Linked DNA regions of Homo sapiens: region 1 is linked to region 2. A link is a contact called in ENCODE Hi-C or POLR2A ChIA-PET data. All regions are on one chromosome and are shown on one strand. Each heading gives the region's core, a stretch centred on a gene start or an enhancer-like site at or near the end of the contact. The rest is flanking DNA. Distances are from core to core; before and after follow the strand shown.

Evidence for each region. Hi-C counts contacts between places; a loop is a spot of excess contacts on that map. ChIA-PET counts read pairs that join two places held with the same protein, here RNA polymerase II (POLR2A). Pooled maps may share reads with other maps.
Region 1: a pooled map shows a loop between it and region 2 (4-fold over the local background). The contact joins the enhancer-like site here to the promoter of MIR22HG in region 2. A Hi-C loop is called at or near these places in 1 of 168 maps with a recorded cell type or tissue (CD4-positive, alpha-beta T cell) and 5 of 50 pooled maps. POLR2A ChIA-PET finds 5 or more read pairs at or near these places in 3 of 52 experiments (HEK293, activated T-cell and activated naive CD4-positive, alpha-beta T cell).

What each region holds. Positions count from the first base shown.
Region 1 is chr17:2,278,669-2,283,877 of GRCh38, forward strand. It overlaps SMG6 (SMG6 nonsense mediated mRNA decay factor), which reads right to left. Exons shown (of 19, transcript NM_017575.5): 7 at 4,957-5,067; 8 at 3,979-4,191. Among named protein-coding and RNA genes, the nearest start is that of SMG6, 23 kb to the right of the region's middle. Within about 2 kb of position 3,828, at least 2 of the 41 ENCODE cell types and tissues checked have a DNase peak (open chromatin) inside an H3K27ac peak, as active enhancers do.
Region 2 is chr17:1,713,050-1,717,960 of GRCh38, forward strand. MIR22HG (MIR22 host gene) reads right to left here and starts at 3,161. Exons shown (of 3, transcript NR_028505.2): 1 at 3,081-3,161; 2 at 654-965. It overlaps MIR22 (microRNA 22), which reads right to left and starts at 938; the gene lies at 854-938. It also overlaps a transcript of WDR81 not described here. RefSeq lists an enhancer at 3,308-3,949.

The DNA.
Region 1 (5,209 bases), core at 2,578-5,077, 570 kb after region 2:
CCTTAGTACCTAAATGACTAATGTTTGACGTGACAGACATTCTAAATACCGATTTGATCATTACACATTCTGTGCACGTATAAAAATATCACATGTAGCCCATAAATATGTACAATTATTATATATCAATTTTTAAACATGACCAACACAACTCCAAAAAAATTAAAAGCCCTCAATACCTGACAGCCAAACTTCAAAATATTTATGAAGGACCTGGCCCCTGCTATCTTCTCTAGCCTCATCCCTCGCTGCCCTTCCCCTCATTCGCGTATCAACTAAGATTTATTTAGAATCTTCCATATGCAGACACTGGGGACAAAGAAGTGAACACACTAGATATGACTCTACTCTCACAGGGCCTTCAATCTAGCAAGGGAAAGATCTGCACAAAACTACACTTAAAAGCACTTAAACCAGAAATGTGGTTATTACAAAGGCGAAATGGCCAGTCTCAGGGATCAGGAAACGCTTCCTTGAAAACGTGACATTTAGGCTGAGACCTGAAGGGTAAGAAAGAAAGTGACTGATAAAGGCAGAAATACCAGTGAGAGGTAAGAGCGGTGCGGGCAGAGAGATGAACAACAGCCAGGAGCCAGAAAAGAGCTTGGATCCTTCAAGGAAGAAGCCAGTGTGGCTGGAATACAGTAACAAAGGAAGAAAAGTATGAAAAGTGTAAGATTTGAAGTAGCAGGAGCCAGATCATGAGGAGCCTAGTGGACTATGTCGAGGATTTTAGACCTGATTGTAAGAGCACACAGAAATAACTAAACACTTTCAAGAAGGCAGTGGCATGATCAGAAATGGATATTTGGAAGTTCATTCATTTGGGTTACTGTCTAAAATGAAAGGCCAGAAGAGGACCAGGAATAAATCTGAAAAGACCATTATGAACTTCTTTCCATAGTATATGGATTACTGAAATGGTGATAGCTTGAACTACGATGGCAGCAATGAGAAAGGAGAGAAGTGGATGGCTTCAAGTTACGATTAGGAGGTGGACTCAACAGTATCCACCTCCTAATACCAGGTGGTACTGACTGGATGTGGGGACAGAGGAAAGGAACATGTCAAGCACGACTCCAGTCGCTCACAGGAGAACTTCTCACACTCTAGACTCCAGCCATACTGAACTACTCGCAGTTCCTGAAGCCTCCATGCCTCATCCACATTTTCATGCCTCCAAGTAGAAATGCCTTTACGACATCTTTAAGCTGCAAAATGCGGCCTCGCCCCAGCCTTCCCTAACCATGACTGGATTAGGTGTTCCAACTGCATGCTCCCACGGCCTCTCATGCTTGCCTTTATCACAGTACTTACCACACGGAACTATAATGACACACCTATGTCTTCCTCACGTGACCAAGTGCTCTTTGAGGTTAAAAATCATTTTTGGTTATTTTAATTTCTCTATCCTCAATGCTTACTTCTTATCAATGTGTGTGTTCCAAGGAACAGAGAAAGCAAGCTAAGCTCTTGGGACCTACTGTGAGAGAAAAAAAAGAATATAGGAAGCTAACTTGGGCCTAAGAAAGCAGGTAAAAATGGCAGTGTGGTTTCCTGGATAGATAAATGAAAAGTTATGAAACTGCAGATTTCTTTTTCTTTTTTTTTTGAGACAAAGTCTGGCTTCTTTGCCCAGGCTGGAGTGCAGTGGCACGATCTCGGCTCACTGCAACCTCCGCCTCCCGGGTTCAAGCAACTCTCCTGCCTCAGCCTCCCGAGTAGCTGGGATTACAGGAGTGCGCTGCCACGCCCAGCTAATTTTTTTGCATTTTTAGTAGAGACAGGGTTTCACCATGTTGGCCAGGCTGGTCTCGAACTCCTGACCTTGTGATCTGCTCGCCTCGGCCTCCTAAAGTGCTGGGATTACAGGCGTAAGCCACCGCGTCAGGCCAGAAACTGCAGATTTCTTCGAGGGCTGGTAGCCTAAAATGAAAAGCTCAAACTCAAAGATTTAAATTTAAAGAAAATTAAGGGTAATAGTTACCCAAGGATGATGTACAAACTAAAAATATATAGTTTCATCAATAGTTTAGAAAACAAATTACCACGTTGTAGTCTACCTACAAGAATTTAAAGTTTTTACCAAAAATATATTCATCTATTATTTGTATAATTAGAAATAAAATGGGACAGACATGATACACCTCATGCCTGTAATCCCAGATCTTTGGGAGGCCACGGGAGGACTGCTTGAGGCCAGGAGTTTGAGACCAGCCTGCGCAACAGGGCAAGTCTCCATCGCTACAAAAAATTAGCTGGGTGTGGTGGCATGTGCCTGTAGTCCTAGCAACTCAGGAGGCTGAGGCAGGAAAATCACTGGAACTCAGGATTTCGATCGCATCACTGCACTCTGGCCTGAGCAACAGAGACCGACCCTGTTTTTGATTGTATTCATTTATTTTTTGGAAGGCAGAGTCTCACTCATCACTCAGGCTGCAGTGCAGTGGTGCAGCCTTGACGCTCTTGGGCTCATTCTTGACTTTTTTGAGACAGGGTCTTGCTCTGGCACCTACGCTGGATCATAGCTCATGACATCCTTGAACTCCTGGACTCAAGCAATCCTCCTGCCTCAGACTCCTGAGTAGCTAGAACTAGAGGCCCGCATCACCATGCCCAGCCAATTTTGAAAATTTTTTTACAGAGACAGAAGCCTCGTTTTGTTGACCAGGCTGGTACTGAATTCCTAGGCTCCAGCGAACCTCCTGCCTTGGCCTCCCAAAGTGCTGGGATTACAGATGGGAGCCACCACACCAGACCTTGACTCTTTCTTCTCCCTGAGCTCCCCACGTTCAACCAAGTCTTTTGGATTCTACTGTAATAATATGACTTGTGTCTGTTCACTTCTTCCCACCTCCAAAGCCATTTCTTGGTTCAAGTCTTTTTCATATCTCACTTGGAACTACCGCAGCACCCTCCTTGTCTCCTATTTCTAGTCTTACTCTTCTCCAAACATTTTACAAAGCGGCCAGGGTTTATTTCTGAAGAGCAGATGTTATTCCCCTATTTAAAGCATCCAATAGCTTCCTACTATTTTCAGGATAAAGGTCAAATAATTTATCATATGACCCTTCAACATCTAGCCCCAGCTTACACCACCCACTGGGTGAATTTTACCCTTAAGGCGCAACGAACCAGCCACTGCAGTTTTCCACCTACCGTGCTCTCTCTCCCCCAGCCAGCCTCAGCCCTTTGCATATGCTATTTCCTTTGCCTGGGAATCACTTTACCACCTCCCTTTCCTTCTCAAGCTAACTCCTACTTGTTCTTTATACTTCAATTGACCAATGGCTGCTTTGGTCCCATGGCTATGTGCTCTCATATACTGGGTGTGCACCCCAAAAACAGAAGTAATTACAATGTTAAGTCTCTTGCGTCCTCCACTAGAATGCACTGAGACAGCAAGAGATCTTGTTCACTGTTATCTTTAGTGACTGGCACACTGTCGATAATTACTTACTGAGTCAATGAAGAGGAGAAATCTTCTAAACAAGCCTGTGATTTTTCTACTGTCATTTCTCCTGGCTTAAAGGAAAAAGTCCCCGCCCAAGAGTTATAAGAGGATATCCCATAGAAAGCCCATCACAAATCAGACTAACTAACCTATCCATGCTACTTTAGTTCATTCTCGGAATATAAGGTCAACCAAGAGGAAAAGATAAGTACAAAATCCCACATAGAATCCTAAAGCATCATGTTGATGACGCTGAACAAAAAGCAGCAAAAAAAAAAAAAAAAAAAAAAAAATTCTAATCCTACTTTTACTAAATTCTGCAGTGACACATAGTGGTGAGAGAGGGAAGTACATAATAAAGATAAAGGAAGCGTACATGAGAAGGGAAAAGACCATCAGGGAGCCTCAAGTGGTTTGTCTTCCTTGCAATCAGTGGGAAGTATCTGTGCCTCACAGCTGTATGAACCAGGGCACCCAGGCTTACTGAGCTAGTTTGGCTCATTGCATCATTCTCAGGAACTTACATCACTGGGACTCAGGCTGCCCAGCCCATTCTCTTGCTCAGAATCCTTCCCAGACTCAGTGCCCTGGGAAGACCGTGGATGGGATGGATGAATCCAGATCTCCAGGCGAGTGGTGTCATCTCCAACATGCCGGAAAGTAGACTTCTTTCCTTTCCGCCACTGGTCAGGGCTCAGGTCAAATTCCTCATGTTGCTTCTTTTCCATCTGTTCTGCCTATATAACATACAAACACATTAGCTCATGGCCTGGTGTGGTGGCTCACGCCTGTAATCCCAGCACTTAGAGATGCGGAGGCAGGCGGATCACTTGAGGTCAGGAGTTTGAGACCAGCCTGACCAACATAGTGAAACCCTGTCTCTACTAAAAATACAAAATTAGCTGGGTGTGGTGGCGCATATCTGTAATCCTAGCTACTCGGGAGGCTGAGGCATGAGAATCACTTAAATCCGGGAGGCAGAGGTTGCAGTGAGCCAAGATCGCATCACTGCACTCCAGTCTGGGCAACAAGAGCGAAACTCTGTCTCAAAAACAAAAAACACACATGAGCTCAGACTTTCCTGAGACTCAGCTTACAAAGAGAAAAGCCTCACCTCACCGGTATTTATTTGACAATAAAAATACTGTACCACAGTCCCAAAGTAGCAGAGTGTCATCTGCTTTGTTTCATATAGTTATTAATTCTGTAGACTGAAGGCTGTAGAGCACGTACATGTACATCCAAGGGCCCCTGAAAGCTCTCCTGAAGATCACAGTTTTGTTCTGCACAGGGGCTGACCAACTACCCACCAGCACAGTCTGATGGGACCATTTAAGGACACTATGAGTCATTCCCCGAGGACACACAGACACTGAGCAATAACTGCACCTTGGATAAACCTCACTGGCTACGATCCTGCCGGTGCGCAGAGCTAGGGCACACCAACACTCAGGGAAATGCACTATTCGAGGAAGGAAGGGTTCTGCCACATCCCCACTCACCTTCCGCTTGGTCTCTTCAAACAAGCTCATGAGACTCTCCTTGGCAGTCAGGATAGGGTTGCTGGCAGCTAAACTGCGCATATAGTAATAGACAGCGTCAAGCTTCCTCCTCTGTGGAAAGAGGCCAGAGACATTCAGTCAACCAATTCTCGTCCTAACTCCAGCAAGAGGCAGCTGACTCAGGAAACCCTACTATCTCTCCCAGCCTGTCTCCCAAACTGAGAGGAATCCCAACAACAAAATCAGAAATGCT
Region 2 (4,911 bases), core at 1,911-4,410:
TACCACCTTGGAAAGCAAAGTGAGGAAAGAAACAGAGTAGCAGCAGTTAGAATCCCACCAAGGGGCTGCTGTCCTGCTTTGGATATCAGGGGAAGCCTTGGGCCACCCTTGCATGGGGGGAAGTCACGGAGAGGCGAGCTCTTACTAGCTCCTCGCATTGGTCTAACTCTAACCCCCTCCTCCAGCTTCCCATTCCCCACCCAGCTTCTGGGTGATGGTATCAGGGATGGGGGAGGGACAACAGCTTCTGTGAAAAGGTGTTTTGTTTCCACCCACAGCAGGGGGAGAGCCCGGGTTCTGAGTCAACCCAGATGGGCTTCTGATTCCCTCATGCACACTCATCTGTGTGACTGCCCATCTCACAGGTGGAGAAACTGAGACAGGAGGTCTAAGGGTCTCAGATACAGGTAAGTGCCCAGGAATCTAGAGTCTGGGCCAGCCTAAGGAAATGCAGGGAAAAGTAAGAGCAGAAGGATGACTCCTCACGCCTGGGTTTAGTATCACTTTTCCCTGAAGAGTGAGCTTACTTTTGGACCTCATCTGGAAAGGCCAGTGGGGAAGAATGAAAGATACGGAAGGAGGGTCAAGAAGGAAGTCGGGGAGACAGAGTGTTCTCTCCACTTCTTCCCACTGTCACACAAAGACCAACTAACCTTGGGTTGTTTGAGCCTTCTACTCCTCAATCCAGCCAGTGTCTCTAATCTAAAACCGCTCCTTGCTGGGCCAATCTGGGCAAAGGCTCTCCAACTTGCCCAAAACGTATCATCCACCCTGCTGTTCGGACCTTCCCAGCCCATTTCTGTCACCTTCCAGATGATGGGGAAAGCAGCTCCTCCTCCTCCTCGAAGCCAGGGGCAGAGGGCAACAGTTCTTCAACTGGCAGCTTTAGCTGGGTCAGGACATAAAGCTTGCCACTGAAGAACTACTGCGGCTCAGCCAGGTGAGGGCGTGAGAGGAACAGGCTCCTAAGGGAAAGGGAGGGAAAATGGGAAAGATCTGAGCAGGGCATGTTGCTGCAACGCTGACCCACTCGCTGGCCATCAGGGTCCTGCCCCAGTAGACCTCTGAGATTCTAATGCAGGGCTGCAGCTCTGATCTGGGCCCGCGGAAGCTGTTAACCTCGCTGAGCAGCAAGAGGTGGCTGTAAACAGACTTCCCTTGCTCTTCTTTCCAGAACTGGAGTCTAGAGAAACCCAGTCCTGCTCTCACCCTCCCCTGCCCTAGCGGCCCCTGGGGGCCCAGCCTCCTCAGCATTCAGACAGGGTGGGGCCCGGGACCCTGGACACACCCCACCAGCACGCAGGTACTAGAAGTGTGGTACCTCAGGTCCAGAAATGTGAGTTCAGTGATCAGCCCAACTGACTTGTTCCCAGGGAGTTCAGCTGGAAGGAGAGTTCTGGGGGCCTGGATTGGGGAAGAGTGAGGAAGGGAGGAGGCCTAGCGTTTGAAAGAAGGTCAGCAGAGGCCCCCGGGGCTGTGAGGGGCGGACAGGGGACCACAGGCTGGAGAGGAGGGAGGTATCGGCAGGGTGGCCGGGGCTGTGAGGGGCGGGCAGGGGACCACAGGCTGGAGGGGAGGGAGGTATGGGCAGGGTGGCTGGGCAGCTTCCCCAGGACTCTCAGATGCCAGGCATTCCGCTTGCGCATTCCGGGTACATCTGGTATGAATTCCAGGCTGTCTGCCGGCCCCTCCATGTCTGAACTTTGTTCCAAGTTCCAAGCCCCGCCCCCACAGTTCCAACGCATGAATCAGCAGGAAAAGCCGGGCCCTGCAGCATGGCCCAGGGAGGGGGCTGGGGGCGTGGCAGGCTCGGGGGATGTGAGCTGGGGAGGGCGGGTCCGTGCTGACACTCAGTCCAAGGGCATGGCCCACGCCAGGCTGAGGGGCCAAGGCGGTCTTGCCTTGGAATTTCTATACTCAGAGGGTAAGAAAGATTGGGGGATACGGGGTGCGGTTCAAATTCCGAAACCCTCTTGGGAGGCATGAACTTTGTGTATCTTCCTTCCCCTGGGTGACCAGTCCAACTCCGTCCGACCTTCCTCTGTCTGAGATAGCTCTGTTCAACCCAGAGGACTCAGCAGCTGCTGAGAGTCTGTGCCAAGCAGGTGCCCTTGGCTGCAGGGCGGGGTGGGCCCAGGGCACTGACCCTCTGACCAGCTGCTCCATCAACCCTCTGGCACTCTGACAGCTCCTAGCCCAATCTGACAGCCAGGATGACAGGCCAAAGGAGTTGGAGGCTGGAACCAGGGCCGGAGGGAGGTGGGGGTGACAGCCTCGCCGGAGGCCATGGGGAGGGGCCAAGAGTTGGCCGAGAGGTGGGGAGAGAGGCAGCCCAGTGATGACTAACCCAGGCGCCCCACCCAGCCAGCCGGCTTCCCAGGCAGTCAGGGCCAGGCCTGGGCTAGGGGCCTCACAATCGGACAGGCTGGGGGGAGGTGCAGAGGTGACCTTCTCTCGGCCCAAGACGGCCAGTTAGTCTGGGGAGCGGGGGTTAGAGTTTCCAGGCCCTCCTCTTGCCCTCTTCCCCCCGCCCAACCACGGTGAAACCCTAACCTTTGGGTTGCATAAGGCCCCGGCACCGCCGCCCCCTACTCCTCTCCCCTCCCCCCTTACATAACATCCCCTGGAGAGAACGAGAGGAGGGGCCGGCCCGCCCAGCGACCCCTTCCCTGCCAGGGCGCTGAACTGGCCCTGACCCAGTGAACGCCGGCAGAGGCAAAGCACCTCCTCGCCGCCCGCTCGGGGGGTCCAGACCCTCCCCAGGCTAGATGGCCGGCCCCTGTATCCTCAGACCGGGGGCCGCCGGGTGAGCCGCCCCCGGCCCTCCGGCCCCTCGGCTCTCCCCCCGCCCCCCGCCACTCCGCCAGCCCTTCCGCCACGACTCCCGTCCCAGACTCTTTCCTCGTAGCTCCTGACACACTAACCCGGCCAGTCCAGGCCCCTCTCCCCGAGGCGCCCCTGCCCCCGCCGCCCCTTCTCCTCCCGGAAGGGCTGGGTGTGGCCGCCCGGACCCCACTTTCACCCTCCATCCCGTTACCGCGGCTCCCCGCTGCGTGACCGGGTCGCCAGCTCACACCCACCTGGTGCTGGGTGTGGGGGTTGCTGCACGAGGGGGAGCAAATCACTGCGTCCGCTCCCCACGGCCGGCGGCGCTGTCTCTTCTCGGCACCCAGCACACACCGGCTCCAGGCTCCGATCAGCTGGCGGCGTCGTGACGCACGAGCTGCGAATGCACGGCCCGGGGCCAATCACCGCCCACTGCTGGGCAACGTGGCCCCGCCCACCCGGGGGCCGACGGGGCCTCGCCCTGGTCCCGCCTCTCCGGGCGCCCTGGCTCTGATTGGCAAGGAGGCCACCCTTTTGCCGGGCGGAATTGCACGAAGCCACGCCCACCCACTGAGGAGCCGGCCAATAGACGGACAGGTGTGGCCCAGCCCTCCGCGTCAGCGACCCGCTTAGAAAAGCGCTACGTCAAACGAGAGTCCTAAAGAGCAGGCGAAAGCCACGGCGTCTGCGTTTGCAATGCATGCTGGTCCGTGTAGTTCTCAGCCTGACACCGTCGTTCCCAGAACCCAGCGCGCTCTGTGAGTTGGCATTTTTAAACTGAGCTCGGAATCCAGCCCGGGGAAGTCCTTAAAGGGCGACAGCCCCTCCTTGTTGGAGTCGTGAGTGCTTCTTTTAGACATTCCCCAAACTGACTCGCCGGCCTCTGCGGGACGCTATAGCTCTTTAAGGAAAGGTGGAGCGGACCAAGGAGCAGGAGTGGGCAGAGCGTCAGCCCCCAGGGCAGCAGAGACTGCCGTTGGAGAGCTCTCCAGGGTTTTTGGAGGAGGGAGGGTGCTCGCCTCGCCCAGCCCACTCCTCCTGGGGGCTCTTCCTAACCACAGGAGGCTTTTTTTCTTGGATGTCTCTTCCCAGTCCCAGAAGAGCCCCCAGAGCCTCCCAAGAGGTAGCTTTCTAACAAAAGATTCATAGCACAGTCCTCACCTTAGGGTAGAGGGAGGGCTTCTGGTCAGAAATTAGGGGATGGGCCATGCCAAAGTGCAAAGGGTCAGCAATCGCATCCTCTGATTAACCCCCATTCAGTCCCGCCCTCCAAAGCTCTTCACTGACTCAGGCCTACTTAGGGAAGAGATTCGAAGGTGGAGACCAATGAGCAGGCTGCTCCTTCCCCAGGGGCCAATCAGAGTCTAGATGAGCGGGGGATGGGCAAAAAGTGAAATGAACCCAGTGACTTGGCAAAAGCTGCTGGTCGGCGTTTTTAAAGGGGCAAGCCGGAGACCTGCCCTACCTTATCAATCCCCGCAAGTCCCCCAAAGAGGAACATGTGGACTGAAATCCATGCCTTTTCCTTCAGCTCCAAATAGGGGCTGAGGGTAACTAAGCAGGAATGATGAGGCTGGAGGGTGAGATCCTTCCTTCTGTTAAATACGCACTCCATCAGGTAATTGATAAGGTTCACTTGGAGCTCCAAAATTCTGAGCCTGCGTTCAGGACATTGCGCCTTTAAGGAAACTTCCTGCCTTGCGCCCCAGTAACAGCTGATTGTTGGAAAGTGTGACCTCTGGGGACGAATCAGCTGTTACCACATCCTCCTCCTTGCTTACCCTCCTCCATCCCCTTATCCACTCCCATGGGTGGTGAAGGAAAGAACGTGGGGGATGTGATTGTATGATCTTTCTTTTCCCCCATCACTCCAAGACTGTCTCCCCCAACCCCAACCCCGCTCTGCTCCTTAGTTCTTCAGAGGCTCTGGGCTTGGAAAGAGAGGTATTTCCTGTTAGCACAGTAAATTCAGACTCTGTGGTCTAGACCCTCCCTGGTCTAGGGGAAGGCCAGTACTGGGGAGGTCCAGAATGGTGGCTGGCGCTGGGGAGGGTACAGTGAACCCGAGGACCAAGCCTGGGGAGG